2 separate regions of the Homo sapiens genome follow, and region 1 is linked to region 2. A link is a contact called in ENCODE Hi-C or POLR2A ChIA-PET data. All regions are on one chromosome and are shown on one strand. The core of a region is the stretch at or near the end of the contact, and the rest is flanking DNA. Distances in the headings are between cores, read along the strand shown.

Region 1 (5,019 bases), core at 1,062-3,561, 85 kb before region 2:
CCCAGATGTGCAGCTGAGGTCACAGCCTTGCTCCAGGCCCTGCCTTTCCACAGTGTGCTGGGAAGCAGATCTTCTCACCTCCTCTGTACTGTGGAGGCTGACATCTTTTCCATTTTGCTGTGCATACCACGTTTGTTAAGGGAAAGAGGCTTTGAAGGAAGAATGGACATTTCTTCAATAAAGACATGTTATTTCTTTTGGCTTTGGGGGTCAGTTTTTTGTTTGTTTGCCTTTTTTTTTTTTTTTTTTTTTTTTTAAATATCAACACTCTCTAAAGTTCTAAAGGTAGGAATAAGAAGGTCTAGTGTTTTTTTTTTTTTTTTCTGTTTGCTTGTTTTGTTTTTTGTTTGTTCTTTTTGGGTTAAATTAGAACTGGTGAGCCAGCTCCAACCTGGCATTTCCAACTCGAAGTTCATGGTTCTGTCTCCTCTCAGCTCCGTGCGCCATCTTTGCCTGTTTCTTGGGTACTGAACCACGCTCAGCAGCAGGGCTGCCAGCCCTGATTTCCTGGGTCAGTCAGGCAACATATCTGAATTCTAAGAAAGCCACCTGGAGCATAATGACTTTCCTCTCAAGGTGAGACTGTGGCCAGCTAGTGAGAAAATGTGAATGAGGGCGAGGGGCAACTCTGGCCACCTTTTAGTCCCGTGGGCCATGTATATTAGTCACATAGGCTAGGTTTTGCTGCAATTGCAGGTAACTCCACAACAGAACTTATTTTTCATCTGGGCTACGTGTCCACTGCAATCCAGCCACAGCTCTGTTCCATGCTTTCTTCTCTTGGGGACCAAGCCTGTTGGATAAGGCACTATCTGGAACATGTTCTGGTCATTGTGACAGCAAGAGAAAAGCCAGAGAACCACGTGCTAGCTCTTAAAACTTATACTCCAAAGTGACACATGTGACTTCTGCTCACATTTCATGGGCCAAAGCAAGTCATTTGGCCAGAGCTGCATATATCAGAAAGGAGGTGTCTATTTCTCCTGCAGGGAGGGGCACTGAATATTTGGGACGGTCTTTTTCCAGGAAGATACCAGCTCTGCCTAAAATATAGCAGTTGCATGCGATTTAGAAATCTGACAAACAGGATTGTCAGAAAAGATCTGAAGGAAGCTGCCATGTGGGGAATTGTAATTTTTTCCCCTAAAGATTATTTCATGCTTGTTGGATCCATCATATTCTGAAATCCTTTTGCTGTCCAACAAATATTGATAAGTGGAGGCTATTCAGTCACATAGTTCTTAGGCATATCACGCCATAGCTCCCTGACATATGCCTACTGGCTGCCTTAATTTTCTCCCAATTTGTAGCTCCATGTTTCCCCATCTTCCTCCCCACACCCCATCTTTTTCTTTTTTTCTTTTTTTTTTTTTTTTTGCCCTTCTTCATTTCTTCTCTGGTCTCCAAAACCCAGATGACTGTGACTTTTCTGTGATCACTTAAGATTTTCAAGCTCCTCCCTCAAGAGGCTGGTAATTTCCACTTGGAGCATTTTCCTACTATTTTGTCCAGCTAAGCAGTAGGTTCTTAGGAAAACTGTGTGTCTTGGAGAATGAATTTCCATCAGAGGTAAGTGATTGGCATGCTTTTTTCTGTTTTTGATTAAAAATAATTTTAATATAATATTTTACTAGATTGTCTGACCAGAAAAGAAATTACTAAAAATCATAGCTATAGAGGCACTTTAACAAAATAAATATTTAATACCTGGGACCTATTTGGTACTTTTCTCTTTGCCCCTTCTTATTACAAGTACCTGAATTCTCATGCTTGATTGCCAGATGGGATCTTGAAGTGTCTGGCCAAGTCCTGTGGGGGTCAGAGCCCTCTGTTGCGGCTGAGCCTTGGACCAGCAGTGATCAGAAACCTTTCCTGGGGGGAGGCTTTTGTTTGCTTGCAGGAATGTTTCTGGGCCACCACCCCAGGTAGCCCATTCACCGTCCTGGCAGGGAGAGCTCATAAAAGAGGCAGCCTATTTCACTTTTTTCTTTCCTCCTTATCAACTGGGACAGTTTGTTTTTCCCTCTGACTCATAGATCCGGAATTTCAGGACTAGAAAGGGGCTCCCCTGCTGTTTTCTTCAAGTGACAAAAAGACAAAGATAGAGTTTAGCTACCTATAGTGCATTTTACTTCAGCATGAAGAATACTTATAATTGTCTTTTCCAATCAGACATTTTCCTAGCCAGTTTGTTTACCTTATTTTGATTTTGAGGAGGCCCATTTCCTACCTTGTTTTCGTTTGTCTTATTTTTTACTGGTCTTAGCTGGGTCTTTTGTGAGCTGCTAATTTGCTCTCTGGTCTCTTAGCAACCAGGAACTTTTCCAGCTTGCTGCTGAATCAGACCTTGGAGTTGCAAAGTTTATAACAGAACCTGCTGAAGGACAGTATCTCTCCTAGAGCCAGCAATTTTAAACCAATGTTTGAACAAGAAAATTAACCAGGGTTTCAGGACATGTACATTCACAAAGGCAACAACTACAAAACAAATGTCTGGCTCTCCAGAATGGTTCCATTCTCTTCCGCTCCCAGCCCCAGATGGCCAAGTGCTCTCTGGCTTACTTTGTCTTCCCTCCTGCAGCACAAGGCATTTCCCATTCCCTGTTCTTGGGCTGATGTGAAGCAAATGGAGCCTGCTCAGATAGGAAACAACTGTGCCCTGCCTGGAGGAGAACCAGAAAGGGGTTCTGGGTCTGCTGCTTGTTAGCAGGGGGTCAGGGCCAGCTGGTCACATGGTCTTTGACAGTTTCATTCCACACGTATTTATTTCACGCCCACTAGGTGCTAGGCCTCAGCACAGGGAAATGCATAGAATACAGCTGTGTCCCTTTAGAGCCTGTAGTCTAGTGAAGACAAACATAAATAATCTGGTTGCTATCCGTGTGACAAGCCTGCACTCACGATATAAACAAAGGACCGTGGCAGGAGAGAGGAGAACTTTGCCTGGGCAGAGGAGTGAAAGCCTATGTGAACTGACCACACTGGAGGCAGGTGAGGGGATGTGCAGTGTGAGGAGGCAGAGGCTACCTCTCTCCACCTTCAGCACATGTGCTGCAAGTCACACACTCCTGGCATTGGTCACCTGGGGGAAGGGAGCCCAAGAATATTAGCCAACATGAGAGTTTACTAGTTCTTCAGGTTGTCTATGACGATGTAAAAAACTGCTCCAAAGCTTTGTGGCATGAAACAACCACTATTTTATTGTGATCCCAAATTCTGTGGGTCAGAAGTTAGAAAAAAGCACAGAGGTGGATCTTTCAGGGGAGGACTGGAATGGGGGTGCTTTCAACCACTGGGGGCTGGAGGATCCACTTCCAATAGTTTTTTCACTCATATGTCTGGCAGCTGGGCTGGGCTGGCTTACGGGTGGGCTCAGCTGAGAGAGCATGGAGTTCTCAGGATTGTTAGACTTTTTTTTTTTTTTTTGAGACAGAGCAAGGCTGGAGTGCAGTGTTTTAATCTTGGTTCACTGCAACCTCCGCCTCCGGGATTCAAGAGATCCTTCCACCTCAGCTCCGGAGTAAGTAGGATTACAGGTGTGCACCACCATATCCTGCTAATTTTTTTGTATCTTTAGTAGAGACAGGGTTTCACCATGCTGGCCAGGCTGGTCTTGAACTCCGGACCTCCGAGGTGATCCACCCACCTCGGCCTCCCAAAGTGCTGGGATTACAGGCGTGAGCCACAGCACCCAACCCATTGGACTTCTTACATGAAGGCTCTGAGAGAAAATAAATGTCCTTTGAGAGCTAGGCTGAAGCTGTATGGCCTTCTATGCACCCTGCCTTGGAAGTTACATAGCATTCATTCCAAATGTACTATTGGTGGGAGGTGCCAAGGACCCATTCAAATAAAAAGTAGGGGACAAGGTCTGCTGTGGTGGCTCACAGCTGTAATCTAAGCACTTTGGTAGGCTGAGGTGGGCGGATCACCTGAGGTTGCCAGTTTGAGACCAGCCTGACCAACATGGAGAAACCTCATCTCTACTAAAAATACAAAGTTAACTGGGTGTGATGGCACATGCCTGTAATCCCAGCTACTTGGGAGGCTGAGGCAGGAGAATCGCTTGAACCTGGGAAGTGGAGGTTGCGGTGAGCTGAGGTTGTGCCATTGCACTCCAGCCTGGGCAACAAGAGCGAGACTCCGTCTCAAAAAAAAAAAAAAAAAAAAAGAAAAAGAAAGTAGGGGACATAGATCTACCTCTTGATGGAAGGAGGATAAAAATATTTGCAGTCATGCTTAAAACACCACACAGGAAAAAAAGAGTAGTCTCAGGCCAGGACTTGTACATTTTAGACTGACTCTGCCTCTCACTGGCTGTGTGACCCCAGGATTAGGTGCTTCTCCTCTCTGGGCTCTGGTCTCTTCATCTATAAAAGGAGGGCTTCACCAGGTTAATCTACATTCCCTTCTAATGAGGCGCAGCAGCATAGCACATGCTCCGTAATGACCTATTGATGAGGAGAGAGCTGAATTTTAACTGTAGGAAGGATCTCCAATGGAATCATGTGGATCATTAAGTAAAATAGGAGTTTTTGAATTTTCACACTGAAAGAAACTTGAGGAAATATAGTCTGGCTCCCTTGTTTTATAAATGGGGAAATTGAGATCTAGAGAAGCTACAGGTCTTGCCCAAGTTCTGGAAGTAAGTTAATGAGGGCTATTAAAGAATAGAAGCTGGAGGCCAGGGCGCGGTGGCTCAGGTCTGTAATCCCACCACTTTGGGAGGCCGAGGTGGGTGGATCATGAGGTCAGGAGTTCAAGACCAGCCTGGCCAAGATGGTGAAACTCCGTCTCTACTTAAGAAAAAAAAAAACCCACAAAATTTAGCTGGTTGTGGTGGTGGGCACCTGTAATCCCAGCTACTTGGGAGGCTGAGGCAGGGAATTGCTTGAACCCTGGAGGTGGAGGTTGCAGTGAGCCGAGATTGCACCACTGCACTCCAGCCTGGGCAACAGAGCGAGACTCCATCTCAAGAAGAATAGAACCTGGGTCTCTGAACCACACATCCTGTGTGCC
Region 2 (5,048 bases), core at 1,054-3,553:
GTCCTAAGAAGAGGAAGGTGAGAGAGAATGCAGACAGAGACATCTCTGTGGGCTTCAGCATTCTGCCTTTGTTCAACCCAGCAGTACCTGGGAGTGGGCGGTGGGCAGTGGTGGGAGGACCCATCACTCCTTCAAAGCATGAAGCAGTTTCTTCAGATAAAGGTCCTAAAATTTCACAATAGTGTTTTAAGAGCACAGGTTGTCTAGCTTCTTCTTTGCCTCAGTTCAAGGTGTTTCTTTTTTTAATTAATTTACTTTTTTTGAGACGGAGTCTCACTCTGTTGCCCAGGCTGGAGTGCAGTGGCACAATCTTGGCTCACCAGAACCTCTACCTCCCAGGTTCAAGCGATTCTCCTGCCTTAGCCTCCTGAGCAGCTGGGACTACAGGCACGTGCCACCACACCTGGCTAATTTTTGTATTTTTAGTAGAGACGGGGTTTCACTATATTGGCCAGGCTGGTCTCAAACTCCTGACCTCATGATCTGCCCACCTTGGCTTCCCAAAGTGCAGGGATTACAGGCGTGAACCACCGCACCCAGCCTAGTTCAAGGTGTTTCTAAGCAAACCAATAATCAAGTGCAGCTGGGTCTACCTCTGAGTCTAGTAGTTCCTGTTGTTTGGCATTTTTCAGATGGACTCGGTCAGGAGAAGAGAACCACTCTACAGCTGGGAATCTCAGATCAAAGCTTCCCAACCTCAAAGTCCATCCAGTGATGATTTGCTCTGTATATCCTCACGCAAACAGGGAGTTGTGGGGAGCTCAGGGAGATGCATGTGGGTGTATACCCCCGACACCATGACCTCTGCTCTGGCCATCTTATTATCTCATACTGCTCAGAGCATACTGTGCCTTCTCTCAAGCCCCAGACCACACAAGCTGTTCTCTCTGTCTGGAATGTTCTTCTTCACCAAGCACAATTTTACATCTTCCTTAAGTCTCCCTTCAAACAATGCCTTCTATAGACCACATTCTCGGGGCCCCTTAGACTAAACCAATCACCCTCTCCTCTGTGCTCTGGGGCTCTGTGTGTCCACCTCTGCGGTTGCACTCACCACATTGTGGCATGGGGTCTTACAGTCTTGGGGACCATGCCATGGCCCTTCCACAGAACTGAGACAGGGCTCAGAATGGGGAGAGGGTTAGGTACATCTGTGTTGAATAAATTCATGCATGCATCTGTCACAATTTGCAGGGCGTTTTCATAGAGCAGATTTTAATTCATTTATAAAGCAGATTGTATTTATTTATATAATAGGTGCAAAATCCAAAAGGTAGGACAGATGTATTGTGCCAAGCCTATGGTCCATCTCCATCCTCTAACCACCCAGTTCCCCTCTCTGAAATCAGTATCTGAATCCTATTTTGTATGCATCCTTCCGGAGGGTCCCTACTAACATAAAGGTACATGTATTTCTTATATCCCTTTTGCACAAATTATAGCATCTTGCTTTTTTACATTTTACTTTTTAATATGCCTTGTAGATCCTTCAATATCAGCCCATTGAGAGTTGCCTTATTTTTATTTTTATTTTTTTGTTTCATTAGCTGCATAGTTTTATTCCACTATAAGGGTGCTTCATGATTAGCCAGTCTTCTAAGGCTGTTTCTAATTCTTTGGTAATTCTTTGCTGGCATGGATAACCTTGTGCATTTATCAACAGTGCTTATTTTTTTTTTTTTTTTTTGATTTGGAGTCTTGCTTTGTCACTCAGGCTGGAGTGCAGTGGTGTGATCTCGGCTTACTGCAACCTCTGCCTCCCGGGTTCAAGTGATTCTCCTGCCTCGGCCTCCTGAGTAGGTGGGACTACAGGTGCTCACCACCACGCCTGGCTAATTTTTTGTATTTTTAGTAGAGACAGGGTTTCACCGTGTTGGCCAGGATGGTCTTGATCTCTTGACCTCGTGATCCACCAGCCTCGGCCTCCCAAAGTTCTGGGATTACTGGCGGGAGCCACCATACCCGGCCAACAGTGCTTAATTTTAAGAAATTATTTTCAAATGGTAGACTTTCAGGCTTCAGTAAGGTAGGCAGTGTGACTTTCCTGGCACTGTTCTCATAACTGCTAATTGGTTTATTCAACACTTGTTTCAATCCCTCTCTAGCGTGCTGAGACTGAAGAGCTGGCAAATATGTTTCCCAGGCATCTTTTGCAGGTAGATTCAGGGTGTGGCCTTAGGATCCACCAAGCAGCTGTAGTCAGGTAAGATTTGGATTTGGATCTAAGTCACTGAGCAGAGAGGTGGAGTGTGTGGACATTTACTTGGCCAGTGGGTGTCACTGCAGGAGTGCTAGCTCTGTTGCTAACAGCTGTTGGTGGCAGATGTCAGATACCGCAGCTTCCTGGTTGCAGGGGAGGCCGCAGCTCCTTAGGCGGCCCGATTCTGTGCTGTAATTTTGGGAGCCAATCCTGGAAGTTCAGTTTAATGCCTAGCATCTCAAACTGTTGTCCACAGATCAGGAGTAGAATCCCAGGCACCAGCCCACTCCTAAAGAATCAGCTACACCCCCAGGTGATTCACACACCCAGTCAAGGTTGAGAAGTACTGGCCTAGACTATACTGGAGCTCTGCCAAGGCTCTAATTAGAATCACCTGGGAAGCTTTGACCACTGCAGGTGCCAAGGCCACACCCCAGATTAAGTCATAATCTCTAAGGGTGGTGCCTGGGCATCAGCATTTTTAAAACTTCCCAGGTGATTCCAGTATGTAGCCAAGGTTGCGACCCATTGGCCTGGAGTAATAGCTCTGAATCTTGGTTATACACTAGAATTACTTGGACCTTTAAAAAAAATACTACAAATTCTGATTTAATTGGCTTGAACAAAGACATGAGCATTTTATTTTTGTAAGCTCTCTTGGCAATTCTAATGTAAAGCAAGGGTTGAGAACTATTCGTCTAGATTTGTTTCTTCAGCCTTCTTCACTGTTTTTACCTCTTAATAAAGACCCTTGTGTTTAAATCCACTAGAGTGAATTCTGTGGTCTGTAATTAAGAACCTTTGCATCATATGAGAAGTCACCTGTTTGAGCTGCACTGGAACTTGGGCTGGCTTATGTTGGCTTTAGTTACCTTGGAACAAATAATATAATTTAATTTAAAAGGGCTTTTGAGAAAACCCATTGAGAAGAATCAATCAGGAAACCACTTTCTGATGAACTGACTAAGAAGGATGGGTTAGAAAGGAGGCAGGCAGGGCCAGAAACACAATGAGCCATGTCTGAAGATCAAGGAGGGTGGGGGTGGAGGGCTGCAGAACTTTGGTGAAAGGGAAGAGTGTTACCTAACTAGACCCGTGAGTATAAAAACAAGGGCCCATCCAGCCAAACAGCTAAACAGATGAAAGCTTCATATTTCTTTTGGGTGGATTCCTGGTTGTGCAGTGACCTCTGGGAGGAGAAGTCAAGGAGTTTGGGGCTTGGAGGAAGGGCCAAGAGGGACAGGGGTTTTTGTCCTTTGCCAATATGGCCCTCCTTCCTCTCTGTGTTCTCTCATCTTTTGGCTTGTAGTTCAGGACCTGCCTGCATCCCCTGCTCTGGTTTCTAAGCAATAGCTGGTGACTTCTTCCCAACATTTGAACTTGCCTTCACAGTGCCCCCAGTCCTTAGGGTGGCTAGTTAGCAGATGCCTGACTAAGCATTATTAATATCCAGGCCCTGTGGCTGCCTCGGGGGTTCACAATAGGAGCTCACAGGCTAATGAAGAGGCGATTGCAAGGCAGTCTGAAAAGTGCTATAACAAAAGCATAGGGTGTGTATGGCATTGAGGAAGGGTTGTCAGTCATGGCAGTTCACAGAGAAGGTAAACAATTAGGTGTGTATATTATAGAGGTGAGCCACAAAGGGTCAGAAATGATCAGGAGAGACAAGTGCAAGCAGGGGACATGACAGATGCAGGAATGCATGACTATAGGCTCCTTGAAGGCAGCGAGGGCTCATGCATTTATCGATACTGTATTCCTGGTGACTATCTCAGCTCTCACATGTAGAAGTGCTTATGTGGATGTGAATAATGAATACATGAAAAAAAGTGATGGTATATTGGTTAGAAAGCTATCAGTTGCAAGTAATAAAAAAACTCTTAAACATCAAACAGAGAGGGAAGATATTAGTCACATAACAAAGAGAGAGTAGGTGGTAGGATTCTGCCTCCACCTCTTTACAGCAGTTTTAGGCCACACATTCTAACACAGTGATGTCCAAAGGCAGAAATAGGGCTGTCTTTAATGGGATCTTTATCTTAAGGGCAAGAATTCTCATAAGGGCTCCAGTGGAACTTCTCTCAGGTCTCAGTGGCCCCATGCTTAGCTGTAATTCAATCACTGGCAAGAAGAATAGGGTAGCCCTGATTCACTAAGACCAATAACTGGAGCTTAGATGTTGTGTCATCCACTGAAATGAGAAAGGCTGGAAGTGACTCTATAAAGAGATTCTGGGACCTTTAATTTAACTTCATCTTACTCTTTAAAAGAGATTGCTGTGGTCACTGAAGTATAATTTCAATTGCTTTAGATTATTCTTTTAAAAGCAGAACTTCTAAATTTTTTAGAATTTGAGCTTTTGTAAAATCTTCAACAATTGTGTCACTATTGACATTTATAGGGATATATTTGAATAATAAATGGATAAAGCTTTCTGCAAATTATTTTCTGAGAAGGCAATAGGTAAACTTGGTAAAAAAAAAAATGAAGATACAAGGAGATTTACCATGAGAAACAACTCTGCTCCCATCCCTGTCCTCCCTCCAACCCTTGACCTCCCCAGAGCCAGTCACTACTAAGGATTTCTTGCGTGGGCTTCCAGAAATACTATATGCATGTTCAAACATGTATGCATTCATATTCACCACTTCAGTACTAAACAAACAGTACACACTCTACTTTACCTTGCCTTTACACTTGGATGCCACTTTAAAATGGACATTCCTAGCTTTTATATTTTGCCTGAGGTGGTAAACTATTAATTCTAAATGGACTGTGAAAAAATGTCCATGTATATTACACTTTATAGAGAAACCATTAAAAATAATATGAAGAGAGATAGCTAAAA

Evidence for each region. A loop is a pair of places that touch in the nucleus more often than their neighbours do. ChIA-PET counts read pairs that join two places held with the same protein, here RNA polymerase II (POLR2A). Pooled maps may share reads with other maps.
Region 1: a pooled map shows a loop between it and region 2 (2.9-fold over the local background). The contact joins two enhancer-like sites. A Hi-C loop is called at or near these places in 8 of 168 maps with a recorded cell type or tissue (Calu3, PC-9, Panc1 and 5 more) and 11 of 50 pooled maps. POLR2A ChIA-PET finds 5 or more read pairs at or near these places in 4 of 52 experiments (A549, PC-3, Panc1 and 1 more).

Annotation. Positions count from the first base shown.
Region 1 is chr6:40,994,688-40,999,706 of GRCh38, reverse strand. All of the region lies in intron 1 of LOC101929555 (a long non-coding RNA gene), which reads left to right. Among named protein-coding and RNA genes, the nearest start is that of UNC5CL, 42 kb to the left of the region's middle. RefSeq lists enhancers at 1,389-2,061, 2,062-2,735. Within about 2 kb of position 2,311, at least 15 of the 41 ENCODE cell types and tissues checked have a DNase peak (open chromatin) inside an H3K27ac peak, as active enhancers do.
Region 2 is chr6:40,909,771-40,914,818 of GRCh38, reverse strand. The region is part of intron 1 of LOC101929555 (a long non-coding RNA gene); the gene reads left to right. Among named protein-coding and RNA genes, the nearest start is that of UNC5CL, 130 kb to the left of the region's middle. Within about 2 kb of position 2,303, at least 6 of the 41 ENCODE cell types and tissues checked have a DNase peak (open chromatin) inside an H3K27ac peak, as active enhancers do.